2 separate regions of the Homo sapiens genome follow, and region 2 is linked to region 1. The links are chromatin loops, found by intact Hi-C in ENCODE. Cell type or tissue: prostate gland. All regions are shown on one strand. Each heading gives the region's core, and the rest is flanking DNA. Links, peaks and the distances in the headings are about the cores only.

Region 1 (8,336 bases), core at 29-8,028:
AGTCAGCCTGACCTTTGAAGCTTTGAAGCCAGGCATTGACTTCTCCTCTCTAGCTATAAAAGTCTTAGATGAAATCTTCTTCCAAAAAAGGCTGTTTTATCTACATTGAAAATCTGTTGTTTAGTGTAGCCACCTTCATCAATGATCTTGGCTAAATCTTCTGGATAACCTGATGCAGCTTCTACAGCCACACTTGCTGCTTCATCTTGCACTTTTATGTTATAGAGACAGCTTCTTTCCTTAAGCCTCATGAACCAACCTCTTCCAGCTTCAAACTTTTCTTCTCCAGCTTTCTCACATCTCTCAGCCTTCATAGAATTGAAGAGACTTAGGGCCTTTCTCTGGATTGGGCTTTGGCTTATGGGACTACTGTGGCTGGTTTGATCTTTTATATGGATCACTAAAACTTTTCCCATATCAGCAATAAGGCTGTTTCACTTGCTTACGATTCATGCGTTCACTGGAGGAGCACTTTGAATTTCCTTCAAGAACTTTTCCTTTGCATTCACAGCTCGATTAACTGTTTGGTGCAAGAGACTTCGCTTTTGGCCTATCTCAGCTTTCATCATGCTTTTCTCACTAAAATTTCTAGCTTTTGATTTAAAGTGAGAGACGTGAGATTCTTCCTTTTACTTGAAGGCCATTGTAGGGTTATTAATTGGCCTAATTTCAATATTGCTGTAGAAAAGGAATGAGGAAGCCCCAGGAGACAGGCCTATCAGGGATGCACTCAGAATATACACAACATTAATTGATTAAGTTTGGCATCTTCCATAGGTGTGGTTTGTGGCACCCCAAAATGATTTCAATAGTACTCCATCACAGATATAATAATAATGAAAAAGTTTGAAATATTTGGAGAATTACCAAAATGTGATACAGAGTCACAAAGTAAGTGTATTTTGTTGGAAAAAAGGTGATGCCAATAGACTCGCTTAACACAGGGTTTCCATAAATCTTCATTTCATAAAAAACACAGTATCTGAGATGTGCCACAAAGCAAAGTGAAACAAAATGAGGTGTGCCTGTGTACAAACGGATATTAGCAAAATATTCCCTAAGGCCATCTGCAGTGAAGTAACTCTCTTCGGGCTCTGGGACAATGGTGGATGGTGTCCACAGGACAACGTGGGCTCACTCCCACAGGTAGACAAGAGATCGTAGTTTCCTTGCAGCTCCCAACATGCGCATTTGAAGAACAGCAGAAATGGTCATCCCATACATCATTATGTCAGTGTTCACTGAGATAATAAAGTTTCAAGATCTTTTATGACTTCGCTCCAATTGACTAGTCCATTTTATTTCCTGCTTTTCCCTCCATGGGTCCTAACTTCTTGCGTTGCTGGTCCATTGCCAGCTAAACAGACTCAACTTCATGCTGTACTTACTACCTCAAATGCCCTCCTACCATTCATTCATGCACAAGTTACAATTCTAAATGCTTTGCTGCATTATCTTATTTAAGTACTGGAGCAGAATGAAGAAAAAAAAGGCAACCTCTCCCTTTATATAATTTATGTAACAGATTAGAGAAGAGAAAAATACTTACGTTATTCTAATGAAGTACGGTCAGGCTTCAGAAAGAGAAACTCCTGAGTGATATAGGAACAAAGAGCAGAGAAATCAAACCTATTATCTGCTTACCCAAACCTACCCATTCTGCAAGGCTTAGGTCACAAACTAGCCCTTCACCACTCAGCAATCCTCTCACACTCATCAGAACAAACTGCTCCTCTGTGTTTAATATATTTTACTTAGTCATATTAAACAGCACTTGCTTTATGCTATGCTTTGAGATAAATACTTGATCTTGATGTACATTGTATCATTGAACCTTTACAATACTCCTATTAAATAAATTATTCATATTTTATAGGCAAAGAAGCTGAAGTTTAGAGACTTATGTAAGCAGATCTTTGCGCCAATACTTCCCTCTTTCAGGAATCCTCTTCCGATTGTTGCCTGGCTGCCTCCTTCCTTAGGTCTAAACTTGGTTGTCACCTCTTCCAAGAAGCCTTCCTTGACCATCCATTCTTAAACCGCCACCATGTCAACTCACTCTTCCCCATTACTCTATTTTCTTCAGAGAGCACTATCACTCTCTGAAATTATACTTTTTATTTATTTGTTTGCATGCTTATTGTCTGTCTTCCTCTGTTAGAATGTGTAAGTACAATTAGGTCAATAAAGGTCTTTTTCTCTAAGTCAGGTCATTCTGAATCTTTGGCATTTAGAGAACTATCTGGTACATAGCAGGCATTCATTGGATGAATTAATAATATAACCAAAGTCATATAGCTGGTAAGTGGTAGAGTTCAGATTTCAACCTATGTTTGTCTTTCTCCAAAGTCTAGGATTTAATTCCTTTTATAGACTTTATTCTATGCATCTTGCTTTGGAATTGGTTTTTTTTTTTTTTTTTTTTTGGTTGTTGGTTTTTTTTTTTTTTGGTTTTGTTTTTTGTTTTTTTTTTTAACTCTTTGTCCTGTATGGTTCTGAAGGCAATGGCAACCATGACATAGACATCTTTGTGCCTCTCCTAGCTCCTATCAGGATACCACCTTGCTCCCCAGACACCGCACCCATATTTGCAGAGATGAATTGAATGTGTTTCCATGACAACACCAGAGGAGGAAGAGGGGCTCTGAGGCCCCGTATGATTTTCCTCTCCTCTCCACTGAGGCTAGCATCACAGGCTGTGGAAGCTTCCCCCTGAGAGCTCTCAGCAGGTAGGTCAACAGGCGAGCCTCAGGCCCGAGGTGCCACTCATGGTCTTGAAAGGAAGGCATCACCTTGGCGCTGAGCTAGCTGGCTGTCTGTGCAGTGTGGCTTGAGTGATCCACATTCCAGGGATGGAGATTTCAGCTCAGCCTCCATCTGAGGATTAAGGGTAAAGTCCTTGAGTTTATTGGAAGAGAATCATAGTCCTTATGGCAAAAAAAAAAAAAAAAAAAAAACAGAACAAAAACAAAAACAAAAAACCTTGCTTGTCCCCATTACTGAGGGAGGGGTTCTTCCCACTGAGAGTAGCCGGGCATTTCAGTGGGAGGGCAGCCATTGTTTCACACAGGGAGTGGACATAGCTCAGCAAAAAGGCTCCCTGACACATGATAGCTTCCTGCCCTGTCTCTGACTCTTGACTTTTCACATTTTCCCTTAGCAAAAATAACTGATGGAAACTTACAAAACTCCCCACTCAGTCCCCTTTCTCTGTTCCTTTGGAAAGATGGGGCAGTGAAGCATTTCTTTAGGGTTTACAAAAAAAAAAAAAAATCACTCTGTTGTCATCAGAAGAGCCAGAGGAATAAAGAAGTCAAAGTGGCTCCTGGGCAGAGTGCCAGGTTGGCAACCCTGAAGGCAAACCATGACCCCCTGCCCCCTAGAGCCACCCAGAAGGTATGAGCTGCAGGAAGGTCAGCCGCCTCTCCAACTTTTCCTCCAGGGAACCAGCCACAGTGAAGAGAGCTGCCTCTCCTTCACTATGCTTTCCTTTTTGGATAGAGATTTGGAAAAGGCAGTCCACTTTCATGAATTGGCAGATAAGGCAGCTGCCTATGATTTGACAGCAGCCAGACAGGATATCTTCCCTCAAGATATCTCCCTATTGCCTAAATTTCCTCCATTAGTGGGATTCCCTTGAGTGTTACAGCATTAGTCTTAGAGAGAATGCTACTAAAATGCAAACTCTCCTGGAAAGGTTAATAGTCCACTAGGTAGGGGTCAGCAAAGTTTTTCTGTAAAGGGCGAGATGGTAGATATTTTAGGTATGTGGAACGTACAATCTCTGTTGCAGCTACTTACCTCTACCTTTGGTGCAAGAGCAGTCAAAACTAGTATGTAAATGAATGGGCACGGCTGTGCTCCAATAAACTTTATTTACAAAACCTGGCAGCAGGCTGGATTTGGCCCATGGGCCATAATTTGCCAACCTAGCACTAGACTATAAATCAGTGACTTTTCTTACCACCTCTTTATCCCTAGTGCCTTTCATGTGAGCTACACAGTGAAGAGTTGCTGAAATAGTTTTGTTAAAGTACTTAGCCAACAACAGTTCAAGATAACTAATCTGTCCAGAAGTAGACTCGAGATAGGTGGATACAGTGGGAGTCTCCAACGGTTAAGAACTGAGGAGACAGGGCTCTAAAATCAAATTTACCAACTTACCACTTTTAACCAAACAGATCCCATTGGTTATAGTCATAAGTCTCAGAATCCTGTAACTGGCTGAGATTCCTGAATTCTCCATGTCAGACCAGTGTAAAGTAAAGGCTAAGAGCAATGGAAATTAGTGACAAGCAAGGAACCCTGAGCGTGGTTGCTCTTTCTGGTTTTGGCACTTTTGTTAAATCCCTGTACTCCAGAAAGGTATTTGCTCCTGTCATTCCATAGAGTAAACCAGATTCCCACTGCTCTGACTTTAGCTCTGCTAAAGCCCTTTGGTATGGGGTGGACTGGTGTTTTGTTTTGTTTCGTTTTTTGAGATGGAGTCTTGCTCTGTTGCCCAGGTGTGATCTCAGCTCACTGCAACCACTGCCACCTGGGTTCAAGTCATTCTCCTGTCTCAGCCTCCCGAGTAGCTGGGACTACAGGTACGTGCCACCATGCCCAGCTAATTTTTGTATTTTTTGTAGAGACGGGGTTTCACCATGTTGACCAGGCTGGTCTCTAAGTCCTGACCTCAGGTGATCCATCCACCTCGGCCTCCCAAAGTGCTAGGATTACAGGCGTGAGCCACTGCACCAGGCTTGTTTTTTAAAAAGTCAGCTCTGCAATTCCATATCCTACTCACCTTATTTTCTCCCTTGATGCAGTTACATCCCTGTGGGAATCATGGCATCTAAAGTCTGCCTGTTGGTGTCTTTCAGGATGTGGAAATCAGGATGGTGAATTTCAGCATTGATTTTAGGAGATGATAACTACCGCCGCCTTAACTTCAACTGTTTTCTGGACTACTTTCTTGATTTAGTAGAGACTGGACCAGAAAGGCCTGAGTTGTGTGTAGGCTTGCAGTTCCAGACATTTGGGGATCTTGCCTCAGCAGGACAGGTAAGGATATGCTGCAACAACAACAACAACAACAAAACAGAATTATAGTTTCTTAACACAACCCGCTTGTATTTATTGCTCATGTTACATGTTCAACATGGCTTGGCAGACAGGCTGTTCTCATCGTTGTCATTCCTGGACCCAGATAACATAGGATCTGTCATGATATGTGCCTTCTCGGTCATCTCCTTAGGGGAAAGGGCATGACAAATCTTACACCAGCTTCCAAAGCCTCTGCCCAGAAGTGTTATATCTGTTCACATTTCATTGACAAAACAAGTGACATGCCACATGGAACTCCAAAATAGTGTGAAGACCAATCCTACCACATGCCTGGAAGGATGAAATAATTGTAGGCAGGCCACATGACTACTATAGAATCCGAAAAAAGGGTCATGCATGAAGAGTCAAGTAACCTCATGGGAAAGATACCTAACTAGAAGTTGAGTACTGATACTGCAGGGAAAATTCTGAAGACCCTAAGAACAGAAGTTAATCTGAATATTTCCGGTGGTGTAGCAGATAAAAGGAACACTCATGGAGGGAAGAAAAATTCTTCAGGGCCAAGCTGGAGTGAGGTATGGGCTGGGCGGTCACTGAGTACAATTGACACTCCGCAATGAAAGAAACCATCAGACTGCCTTCTTTCTGGAAGAAACAACTGTTTTAAAAGTCTGAGGCAACTGCAATGTGGTTATACTAGATTATGTATAAAACAAAGGGAACAAGGAGTACTTCTTGTAGTTCCAGCACAGAGATAGTTCTGAGAGGAGATAACATGATCAGCGTGGGAAGACATGACAGATTCTGATGGAGAAGACAATGGAGAGATGAGGAAAAAGGTGGTGTGCCTGCCTCATTCTGGCCTACCAGTCACACCCTCTATGTACCATGGCACCAGTGTGTAAGGGCAAAAGCAAGAGGCCTCAGAGCAAGACTTGTATAGTTGTGCAGGTTGGGGACTGCACAATGTCTCAGTTAGGCTGCTATAATAAAGTACCACAAGAAGTACTCCTTGTTTTATGCATTATCTAGTATAGCAACCAGTCAGGCTGCTATAACAAAGTACCATAGACTGGGTGGCTGATAAATAACAGAAATTTATTTCTTACAGTTCTGGGGGCTGAAAATCTGAGATAAGGGTGACAGCAAGATCGGATTCTGGTGAAGGCCCTCTTCCAGGTTGCAGACTACCATCTTCTTGTTGTATCCTCACATTGCAGAAGAGCCAAAGCAGCTCTCTGGGGTCTCTTTGATAAGGGCACTAATCCCATTCATAAGGAATCCCCTCCTTGACCTAATCACCTCCCAAAGGCCCCACCTCCCATTACCTTCACATTGGTGGTTAGGATTCCAACACACGAATTTGGGAGGTACACATTCAGTCCATAGCACACACCTCTAAGCAGTGCTGATCGCACTCTGATTATGTGAACAGAGCACCCCGGAGCTGGAAGTGCACAGTCTGAGGAATCATGAGTGGCAGCCCTGCCTCCAAGCCCTCTTCAAATTCTTAGACTCTTGCTCTTTACTTCACACAGCTCCTGACCTCATTAGTGTGGTTTCCTATTTCTGGCATCGCCCTTGCCCTTTGAATCTGACAACAGACTCAAGATGCCTTGTTTCGACTCTGTCAGCGCTTACTTACCAGTACATAGCTTAGATATTCCCCAGGAGCAAGGTCACAAAAGATGAATTCTTAGCCATGCAAGGTATGTAACCACAGTGAGGAGAGGCAGAGGAAGACTACTGTTCACAGGCCCAGTGACGTACTCCACCAAACACCCCAAACCAGGAAGAGGAATCAGGATAAGACTGGGACTCTCATAAGCAGAGTTACTTCTTTTTCCAGTTACTGTGATTCTACCAGGCCACTAAGATGGCCTGAACTAAAGAAGCACCTGTAACAGCGGGTATGCTCAGCGCCTAGCCCAATTTTTGATATAAAGTAGATGATTGTTAACTGTTTATTGAAAAAAATCATGAATATGTATATTTAAAGAACAGTTCAACTTTCTTCTTTCCATAGTTATAAGGGTGATGGGAATTTGACCACAAAGCAAGCTATTGAAATATGAAAAATTCAAGCAAACCAAAGTGGAGGGAGGAAGGTAGGAAACCAAGCATTTAGAGTTGGAATACTGCTTTGAGGGTATGTCTTCTAAATATACCCTCCTTTATGAATTGGCTTGGATAATTTTAGTCCTAAAATGTTCAGTGTTGAGGTGAGTTTTGAGTTTTTAAATGCTTATAAAAATACTAGGCAGACTCATGATTAGATTTAGTACTGGCACCACACATCAAAGGTGGTTCCACCTTGAACTCTGACATTAAACTTGAACAGTACTGCTACCACAATGTCCAGCAAATAGAGGGGAAACTGCTTAGGCTCTTGGTCCTTTGGAATGAAAGCAATGCACTTACATACTTCTCCCCTAAAGTAAGCATAAATATAAATTATAATTGAATGTACGTGGTGTGAGATAATCATTTTTCATGAAATCATGATGCTCAGGAAAATAAATACTGATGTTGAGGCCAACTCAACTTCAGAAAAACATTTGCCTCAAAATGCATATATGACCTCATCCTCATTCTTATTTTACCTTTTCTTCTTAACAGGCTTATGTTGAAATGTAGGCATTATGAAAAGCTGACTTGCCTTCCATAAGGCCCTTGGCCCATAAATATCTGTCCTCAAATAAACAGAAGCCCTACCTTGAAACAAAGAAAGTCTGTAAGGGAGGATGGGCAGGACAGAGGGCAGATGTAGCTTTATTTTTAGCACATTGTTATCAAATACATTATTCTCTGCTGAGATATGTATTGGCCATCACAAAAACCCATGCTTAACAAAGCTTTCATTTTTAAATTTGCATAATGCCTTATTCGCATGCATAGAATTCCACAAAGTATTGCTTCTGACCAAAGAATTCATTCCACATACACACACACAAAAATTGTGACAAGGGGCTCATGTCCATGGAATTCACTGATTTCATCACATGCCCATCACCCTGAAGCAGCTGGCCTTATAAAAAGTGGAATGGCCTATGGAAGCCTCAATTACAGCACAATTTGGGAGAATACTCTGAAGGTCAAGGTTCTGTCTTTCGAGATGCCTCATGTGCTTTGAATCAGTGACGAATACATGGTCCAATTTCTTCCTTAGCCAGAACATATGGGTCCAGAAAGCAAGGATGAAAGTGGGAGTGGCTTATCTCACTAGTATCCTTAATAGCCACTCCCAGAATGCTTGCTTTCTGTTCCTGAAACTCTGGGCTCTTCTG
Region 2 (8,336 bases), core at 288-8,287, 100 kb before region 1:
GAATTTAGGACTGATCAAGACCTTAAAAAGGCTATACAGCAACAGGAAACTCCAGAACAAATCCTTCCCAAGGAGAACTTTCCAAGCCTGGAAATAGCTCCTTCTCAACCTGACTACCTAACCACCACTATTGGCTGTTAGTGGAACTTCAACCCCAAGTTAGAAATTTGGTACCAGATCAGTTCTGTGTGTTTCATATATCACCTCAATTTAATCTTCACAATAACCCTAATAATAAATAATAAATATATGAGGCAAAACAATAATAAATATATGAGGCAGAATGATTATTATCCAATTCTATAGGTGAGGAAGCTGAGGCCCAGAGAAGTTGGGTAACTTACCCCAAGTCATACTGCTAGTCAGTGGCAAAGCTAGTATTCAAATGCAGAGAGCATGACCACAAAGCGTATGAACTTAGCCACTAACTATATTACCTCTCCTAACATCTGAAATCTTTAAGAGAAGAAAGAAGGTATCTCTGACATTGAAAATGCAGGCAAATTGATGGGGAGATTTTTTTTTTTAAGCAGAGTAGCACTCCTAGCACTCTTTATTTCACACTTTGCAGGGGCTCATCCATTCCTGTAAGACTCTCCTTGGTGACATCCACAGGACTGCTGAGCTTCAAGTAGTTTCTACTGGGTCTCACAGTACACTTCCCTAGGACATCATTATCCTGGCAGATCAAGTACCATGGGAGGAAGCTGCTCTCAGTCCCTCCAACCAAATAAGCTATTCACATTTTCCAAGATCCCTGATTATGTGCCTGAATAGAAAATTTGGTTTCTGATTAATAAGCATCCTTGCCTTTATGCTTCTACAAAAAGCGTTTGTGCTAATAATGTGATGCTTAATAATGAGATGTCTGTCACAGGAAGGGAAATGGCAATGGGGAAACAATGATGTTGGGCCGAGTTTAAATGTCATGCTTTTAAAAAAACCTTCACCCCAAAGAGTCACACCGAAGTCACTTATGTGTGCTAAAGGTGTTGCAAAGCAGAGATGGTTTTTTTCTTTCCTGTTTCATTGGTGATTTCAGGGTGCTTTTGCACTTTTCAGAAGGGTCCTGGATCTGGAAGTGTCTAAGCATCAGGCTGGCAGAGCTTGGCAGAGTGACATTCCTGCCAAGTTCAGGACAAATCTATTTCTCCCTCTGTTACCATTAGAACCTTCATCTCTACATTTAGGACATGACACGTGCCAAACTGCCCAATTACTCCTTGCCTGTCATTAAAGTGTGCAGCTAAACACTGGGTTTGAGAATACATCATCGCAACTGTCTAAACACAAGCCCAAGTGTATTCAAGAGCCCCAGAGAGGATCAGGGTACAGGACTAAAACAATTCAAATGGGCCAACATTCAAAATGTCATATACAGTCATGCACAAAAAAAGGTTGTGCCTGTGGAGAAAACTGAATTGACATCCATAAAGCATAAAGGCATGAGTTTTGTGTTTTCTGAGCTTCTGGGAGGGCCCGCCCTCCTCTGCCTTGCCTGCATGGCTCATTGCCTGTGAGGGAACAGTGAGAAAGGCTTTGTTTTGAAAGAAGCCTGGCCAGATAGATGACACTAGCCAAGTACCCTGGCAGTCCTGTAAACCAGCTTGATTCCAGTCAAATCAGAGGGGACTGATAGAAATAGGAGGAGAGTGCTGGAGGGGGCAACTGGTTAGTATAAAAAATAAAAATAGCCATTTTGACTAAATTATATTGGAGAATCTAAAATATAGAACCACTGCGAAGAGTAACCTAGCCTATCTGGTCAGCATAGGTTAAGTTATGACACAGTAATAAGCAACTCTAGATTTGTGGTGGCTGAACCCGACAAAGGCAGATTTCCCAAAATACTCGTTGTTCATCACTATTCAGTAGAGAGGCTTCACTCATCATGCCCCTCATAGATCCAGGCTGATGGAACAGCCACCATCTCCAATACCATGCTTTCCTTTTCCAGAGGGAAAGAAAGCCCTGTAGGGTCTCAAAGTAGCAACTAAATGATCTGGCCTGGAAGTGATGTCATCTCATCTGCTCAAGATTCATTGGCCAGAATTAGTCACATGGCCCCAGCAACCACAAGAGGGCCATGGCGTGTACTGCCATCTACCATTAATGACTACCACAGCCATCCTAGGTCACATCTCTAAGCAGCAAAGTTGGAGTCATAACTTTGCACGGTCTATGACTAACACAAAAGCAGGGGCTCACAGGCCTTTGGCCCAGCCTAGCTATAGAGTTAATCTAGGGGCCTCTGAGGATGGGGAGAGGCCCTTGAGAATGGGTTGCTTTCCACAGCCTAGAACTCTAGCTTTGGTCAGATACCCCATTCTTACTCCTGAAGAGGTCAGAATCCCTAGCTTAGTCCTACAATAATTGATCCCTTGCTTATCTTTGTGGAGTCCCCCAGATTGGGGAAAATTTGAAAACATATTGAATCCTTTGGACTCTTCCTGGCCCAGGTGCTCCTGCCTTCTTGGTAGGAGAAAAACAGATCCCCGGAGCAGGGGCTGTAGGGAACTATTTTCTGACATTGGTTCCAATCCAGAATTCCTGCAAGAGGTCTGTGATAGCTGCAGTATCTGTAAACTGCTAAAGAATACACCTTCCCAGATGTGTATTGCTATTTTTAGAATGCATGCAGCAATTGTGATCCATAAAATATACATTCGATTTTAAAAAGGTACTGAGTTCATTTTATCATTGCACATTTTCTCAATCTGCAGCTCCTCAAAGCAATTTTTAGCATAATTTGGGAGGGGAGTGAGGAGTGGTGGTGGTCTGCCAGATTTTGTTTTGTTTTGTTTTTTGACATTATAAAGATATAAAGAAGACCTTGTACTGTTGGAAATCTCTGCTCCCTGAATTAAAACTGATTTACATAGCGCCATTACCATATTACAGTATTCTGTATTTGCCTATATATTTATTTTATCAGTGGCTTTTATGCTTTCGCATGCTTTCATATTGCTTAGCATCCTTTTGTTTAACTTGAAGAGCTTCCCTTAGCAATTTTTATAAGGTTGGTCTAGTAATGATGAAGTCCCTCAGCTTTTGCTTATCTCAGAAAATCTTTATCACTCCCTTATATTTGAAGGACAGTTTTGCTGGGCAGGTTAGCTGCATAGGGTGCTTTGTGAGGGTCTTTTTTCTAGGCTTCTCAGACCTTTTTGGTGAAATTTCTGGACAACTAATAGCAATATGTAAACATTTCAGTGGTTGCTTTTGAAGCTGATATTTGTCTTCTGAGAGAATTATCCCATTGAGAGTGGGATAAGGCAGGAGGATAAGTAGCATCTTGAGAATACCAGACTAAAGCTTCGTATAAATAGAACCACTGCCTGCTGGGAGGTCAGTGCAGGTAACATTTGGTCAAGGGGCATCAACAGAAGTACTAAATCAACAATTAGGGAGCTGGAATAGAGGGGATTATACACACAAACCCTCCAGCGCCCATTGCAATAACTAAATGGCTGGCATCACTTATTTCAGGTGGGTCAGAGTAATCTGCCCAAAGTTGTAAGTGGAGTGAAGGGCAGGTGAAGGTCAGGATTATAGCAATATTCCAGCCCATGATTTTCTGTCATGTTAGCACAAAAGATAAACCCAACTGTCTGGCCACTTTCATTTGTGGGTAGTTTATCACACAAGCTATGTCAAATAAACCAAGCCTCCTGCACCCATCACCGCCCCACCGTATATGGGGCCAAGGAAAGTTTTATGTCCTGAAGGCCACTATTTGTGACCTAGACCCAAGGGAGCCCCCCTGCTCTGAACCTTGCTTTGAACCCTGCCTCATAAGGGGTCACCAGTGTGACTTCATAGCCAGTAAGGCCAAGGACATGACTTCTTGTGTTACTCTGAGTCCCCATGTGTCTTTGTAATAAGTTCACATCAGTTAGTTTGTGACTCTTACTTTTGACTCTCTCCTTAGAGGTCTATCACCATTATTCATTTGCATGATGGCAGTTCTTTTTTCTTAATGGTATACAATGAGCAAAAACCAGAATAGAAATTCCACCTTTGGCCGGGTGCAGTAGCTCCCACCTGTAAACCCAGCACTTTGGGAGGTCAAGGCAGGCAGACCACTTTAGGCTGGGAGTTCAAGACCAGCTTGGGCAGCATGGCGAAACCCTGTCTCTACTGAAAATACAAAAATTAACCTGGCATGGTGGTGCATGCTTGTAATCCTAGCTACTCAAGAGGCTGAGGTATGTGAATCACTTGAACCTGAGATACAGAATTTGCAGTGAGCTGAGATCGCACCACTGCACTCCAGCCTGGGTGACAGAGCGAGACTCCTGTCTCCAAAAAAAAAAAAAAAAGAAGAAGAAGAAGAAGAAAAGAAGAACAGAGAAAGAAAGAAAGAAAGAGTCCCTCCTTTGTGTCTCAGTCCTTCTTATTTAAGCAGTTTCCAGCCAAAACCCCAAGGTGGTTGTCCTAAGCTCCCCTCTCAAGGCTAGGAAAGAGAAAAAGGGAGATGGGGTTGGTCTGCAGCTAATAGGCATGGGAAACAGGAAGTCAAAGGCATTATTTGGTGAAAAGAGAGACTTGGAGGAAAGCTGCAATCCAAAGCACCACATACACGGGGGGCTGGCAGGCTCCCAATCCCAAGAGAAGCACCTGCAATCTGCCAGACGATGGTAGCGAGGATTCTGAGAGCCGAATGTGGAGAAATTACTCCAGCATTGATTCACAGAGCCCAGCTCCTCTTATGAGGCTTCCGGGTGCAGCTGTGGGTGGAGAAGGAACTGGTGAAGGAGAAAATGTTTGGACTTTACTTTCTGTGTTTAGTGTAAACCCAAGGGCCCCTTGGAGTCCAAAAATTATTGGAGAGTAAAAGAGCACTGGCAGCCGTGGGGATTGCAGCCAGTCTTTGCTCAGCAGGCTGTCTTCCAGTAAGATTAGGATCACAGAGCTCATCAGCCAAAACCCATCTCTGAATGTCCAGGGTGAATGGTGTGCACACACAGAAATAATCTATTGCCTTGGCCCTGGGGGACAATCCCGCGGCCAGACCCGGGTTGAGGTCAGGGCCTGCAGGCTGCCTGAGAAAGCTAATAGGACACCATGAGCTAATGGAGTGAACCCAGATAAAAAGAAAGGGCTTAGGAGGGACAGAAGAACCGCAGAGCATCTCCTTGCTAATGAAACTCCTTGAGACATGCAGAAGCAAGAAAGTTTTGGGGGGAGCAAGAATCTGCATTCTTAACAGCTCCCAAAGTGATTCCACTGCAGGTGGTGCCACAAGCCACATTTTGGTAGACGGCAGGTTTCAGAGGACGGACACGTGGCATCCTGTTGACATAGGAAGCATACTTTTCAATTTTCAAATGTTTTTGTAAATCTCCAGGAGATAGCAGTTTGCTGAGTTGGCAAATGGGCAGCACTTGGGCAGATAATGGGCTGAGCTTGTGGGGCCAGGGGCCAGCCTGCTGTAATCTTCCAGGCCTCTACATTCTCTTCTCAGGCACGATGGCAAGACCAAAGGGAACAGTAAAAAGGTTCTTTGGGGGACAGGGAGATAGCTGGGAGTCCTGTGCCAAGGGTATTGTGTACCGGCCTCCCGTGCGAGTAGGGCCCTGCACACAGACACAACCACAGGTAGTCATGGCAACTTTTGTGTCTAGGACGTGTGCATGCCAGCTTGCTTACTCTCTTGTGCAGATTTGCCCTTGGCCTTACTGAATGTAAATCTGTGAAATGAAGATCAAAGGTATCTTCGTACAAGGACCTGGTCCTCTGCCTCAGGGTCTCACCTTCATCTTGTCATGAAGCCTGCATCCTGAGTCTATGATCTCAATGTTTCTGAAACTGGAGTCTGAGTAATTTTTAGAAACCCTAGACATTCTTTATTTGGGGTTTTATCTTAATGATAATCGTAAAACAGAAGTTTTACCAGTTATAAAGACAAGAGTTTTCTTTTGGAGTAGCAATTCCCATTTGGAAGTCCTCTTCCATCAAATAAAATTTGATTTTTTTTTAAGTCAGTGTCTCTCTAGCTGTGGTCTTCAAGAGAATAGCAGATCTTTCTGTACATTCTCAGTGATCTATGTGAATGGTCTTTTTCTTTCCTCTCTTAAAAGTGGAAAACAATGTTTTCTTTGCAATGTGACAATAGTTTAGATACAAGACCCAGAAGTGAAATTCTATTTGGCTTTGTAATGACTTTGGGTGGAAAATCTCCAAAGATGAACTATGTCTTGTGCCAATTCATTTGAACTGAATTCAATCCAACAAGTATTTATGGAACTGTGGTCTTGATGCTACGGCAGGCACAAGGGAATAGAGAGTGCTAAGGATCCTGGTCCTCTTGGGGGAGAATTATTGTACAAGGATCTATGGGAGCATTCTCCCTGGAGGAGGCAGAAAAAGCTTCTCAGAAGGATGAGCTCACCAGAATGACTGGGGGAGAGAGAGAGAGAGAGAGAGAGAGAAGCAACAGCAGCATGGGCAAAGGCATGGCACTGCCAGTAGTCTACCATGACTGGAATATAAGGTTGGAGGGTAGATGGCCTGGGAAGGTAGAGAAATAGTCAAGAACCATGTGTGCTGTGCTTAGGAGCTTCAGCTTGTTGGCAGAAAAATGGGGCCACTGTTTGGGGTTATAATGCCTTTCTGAAATCTCTGCCTCTGTATGTCTTCATCACCCTCTCTTGATTGAAAAGCCTGAACTCTCTCAAGGGCCATTTTTTATTGGTCTCACACTCCTAGGTATAAAGAGGTAAAAAATACTGTCATCTTAGCAATCAGTCCAGAGTTCCAATTAGGAAAAGACATGTCTTTGTGTGAAAAATAATATGTTGATAAGAACTCAAGGTAGATTCCAAATACCTGAGAATTCAAGGTTTTAAACATCAGAAGAAGGGAAATCATTTTGCGTAGTTGGAGAGAAAGAATTTGGGGTTTTGGTGGGGATTTCAGTGGAAAAGGGAGTTGCTAAGAAGGGAGGGGAAAGGGATATGGAATATGGTGGAGGGATGTCTCCCAACTCAACAGTCAGGGAAGTCTTTAAAATTCATAAATGCTGTGTGCAAGTCATGTTTCTGTCATAGGATATTGAGGACAGGTTTGAATTTTAGGGCAGACTTGAACTGGGGTATAGAATGGAAGCTGCAAAGCAGAATGTGTTGTAGCACCTGAGGTGGCCCTGAAAACATAAGCTCCTGGGAAGTGCAGCTACTTTGGAAAGGGCTTTGCATTCCCTGGGCTATGGTTTTGGACTAGATCTTGAGGGTTTGACAGAGAATTTTATGTGTCAACTTGGCTAGGCTATGATGCCCAGTTGTTTGGTCAAACATAAATCTGGATGTTTCCATGAAGATTAATTTTAGATGTGATTAACATTTATAATCAGTAGGCTTTGAGTAAAGCAGATTACCCTCCATTATTGAGTAGGCATCATCCAATCAGCTGAAAGCCTTAAGAGCGAGCAAGTACGCGCATGCACACACACACACACACACACACACAGAGAGAGAGAGAGAGAGAGAGAGAGAACTGAGTTGCTGAAGAAAAGGCAATTCTGCCTCCCAACTTCAAAAGAGAAACGCTGCCTGAGTTTTTTGACTGCTGCCCTGCCCTGCAGATTTTGGACTCAAGACTGCAACATTGACTCTTACCTGAATTTCTGGACTACCAGCTCACCCTACGGATTTCAGACTTGCCAGTCCCCACAATTATGTCAGCTGATTTAAAATAAAAATATCGATAGATAGATGATAGATAGATAGATAGATAGATAGATAGATAGATAGATATAGATAGATAGATAATGGTATCCTACTGGTTCTGTTTCTCCAGAGAATCCTGAGTGACATTGTTCTATAGTAGATATTTCCAGGTTCCGGGGAGGAGTAAGCCTTTTCTCACGATTTGAGAAAATGCCCAAAGGAAAGGGATTCAAACATGTCTCTTCCTTGGCTCGTTAGGATGTAAGTGCTCTGTGGCAGACACTGCTAGATCCCAACCCTAAAGCTGTTTTCTCTTATTCCTTCCTTACTAAAATAACTCTAATTTGGCTGGCACATTTCTTCACTGATTTGCCCTTCCCTCTCTCCCGTTCTTCCTGTCTGGAATATAGATGCAAAGCCTCATGGTACAGCAGTCACCTTGCAATCATGAAGATAAAAGCCACAAAGAATGGTAGCTCAGAAGGTGGAAGGACTCTGCATAGTTGAAGACACTATGATTAGATGTATCAGCCCTGGACTTAAGTACCTCTGCTTTTCTTAATAGGAGAAAAATAACCCTCTTCCTTCCTTATGCCAATCTTCTCGAGTTCCTTGCTACTTGCAGCTGAGTCCACTCTTGACTGATATCACCTAATCTCAGTCGCT

What was found. Hi-C counts contacts between places; a loop is a spot of excess contacts. Peaks named below come from ENCODE experiments on the same cell type or tissue, not always from the same donor. Only the 100,000 strongest peaks of a DNase experiment are listed, where the experiment ranks them.
Region 2: it touches region 1 in a loop (2.4-fold over the local background); 7 of 110 quality-filtered maps call a loop at or near these places.

The regions. Positions count from the first base shown.
Region 1 is chr4:54,951,776-54,960,111 of GRCh38, forward strand. No RefSeq gene overlaps it. Among named protein-coding and RNA genes, the nearest start is that of LINC02358, 110 kb to the left of the region's middle. In prostate gland, for the core only: no CTCF peak of the experiment used is centred there; a DNase peak (open chromatin) is centred at 3,866.
Region 2 is chr4:54,850,742-54,859,077 of GRCh38, forward strand. It overlaps LINC02358 (long intergenic non-protein coding RNA 2358), which reads left to right. Exons shown (of 2, transcript XR_001741510.1): 2 at 8,081-8,336. Among named protein-coding and RNA genes, the nearest start is that of LINC02358, 9.4 kb to the left of the region's middle. In prostate gland, for the core only: no CTCF peak of the experiment used is centred there; no DNase peak of the experiment used is centred there.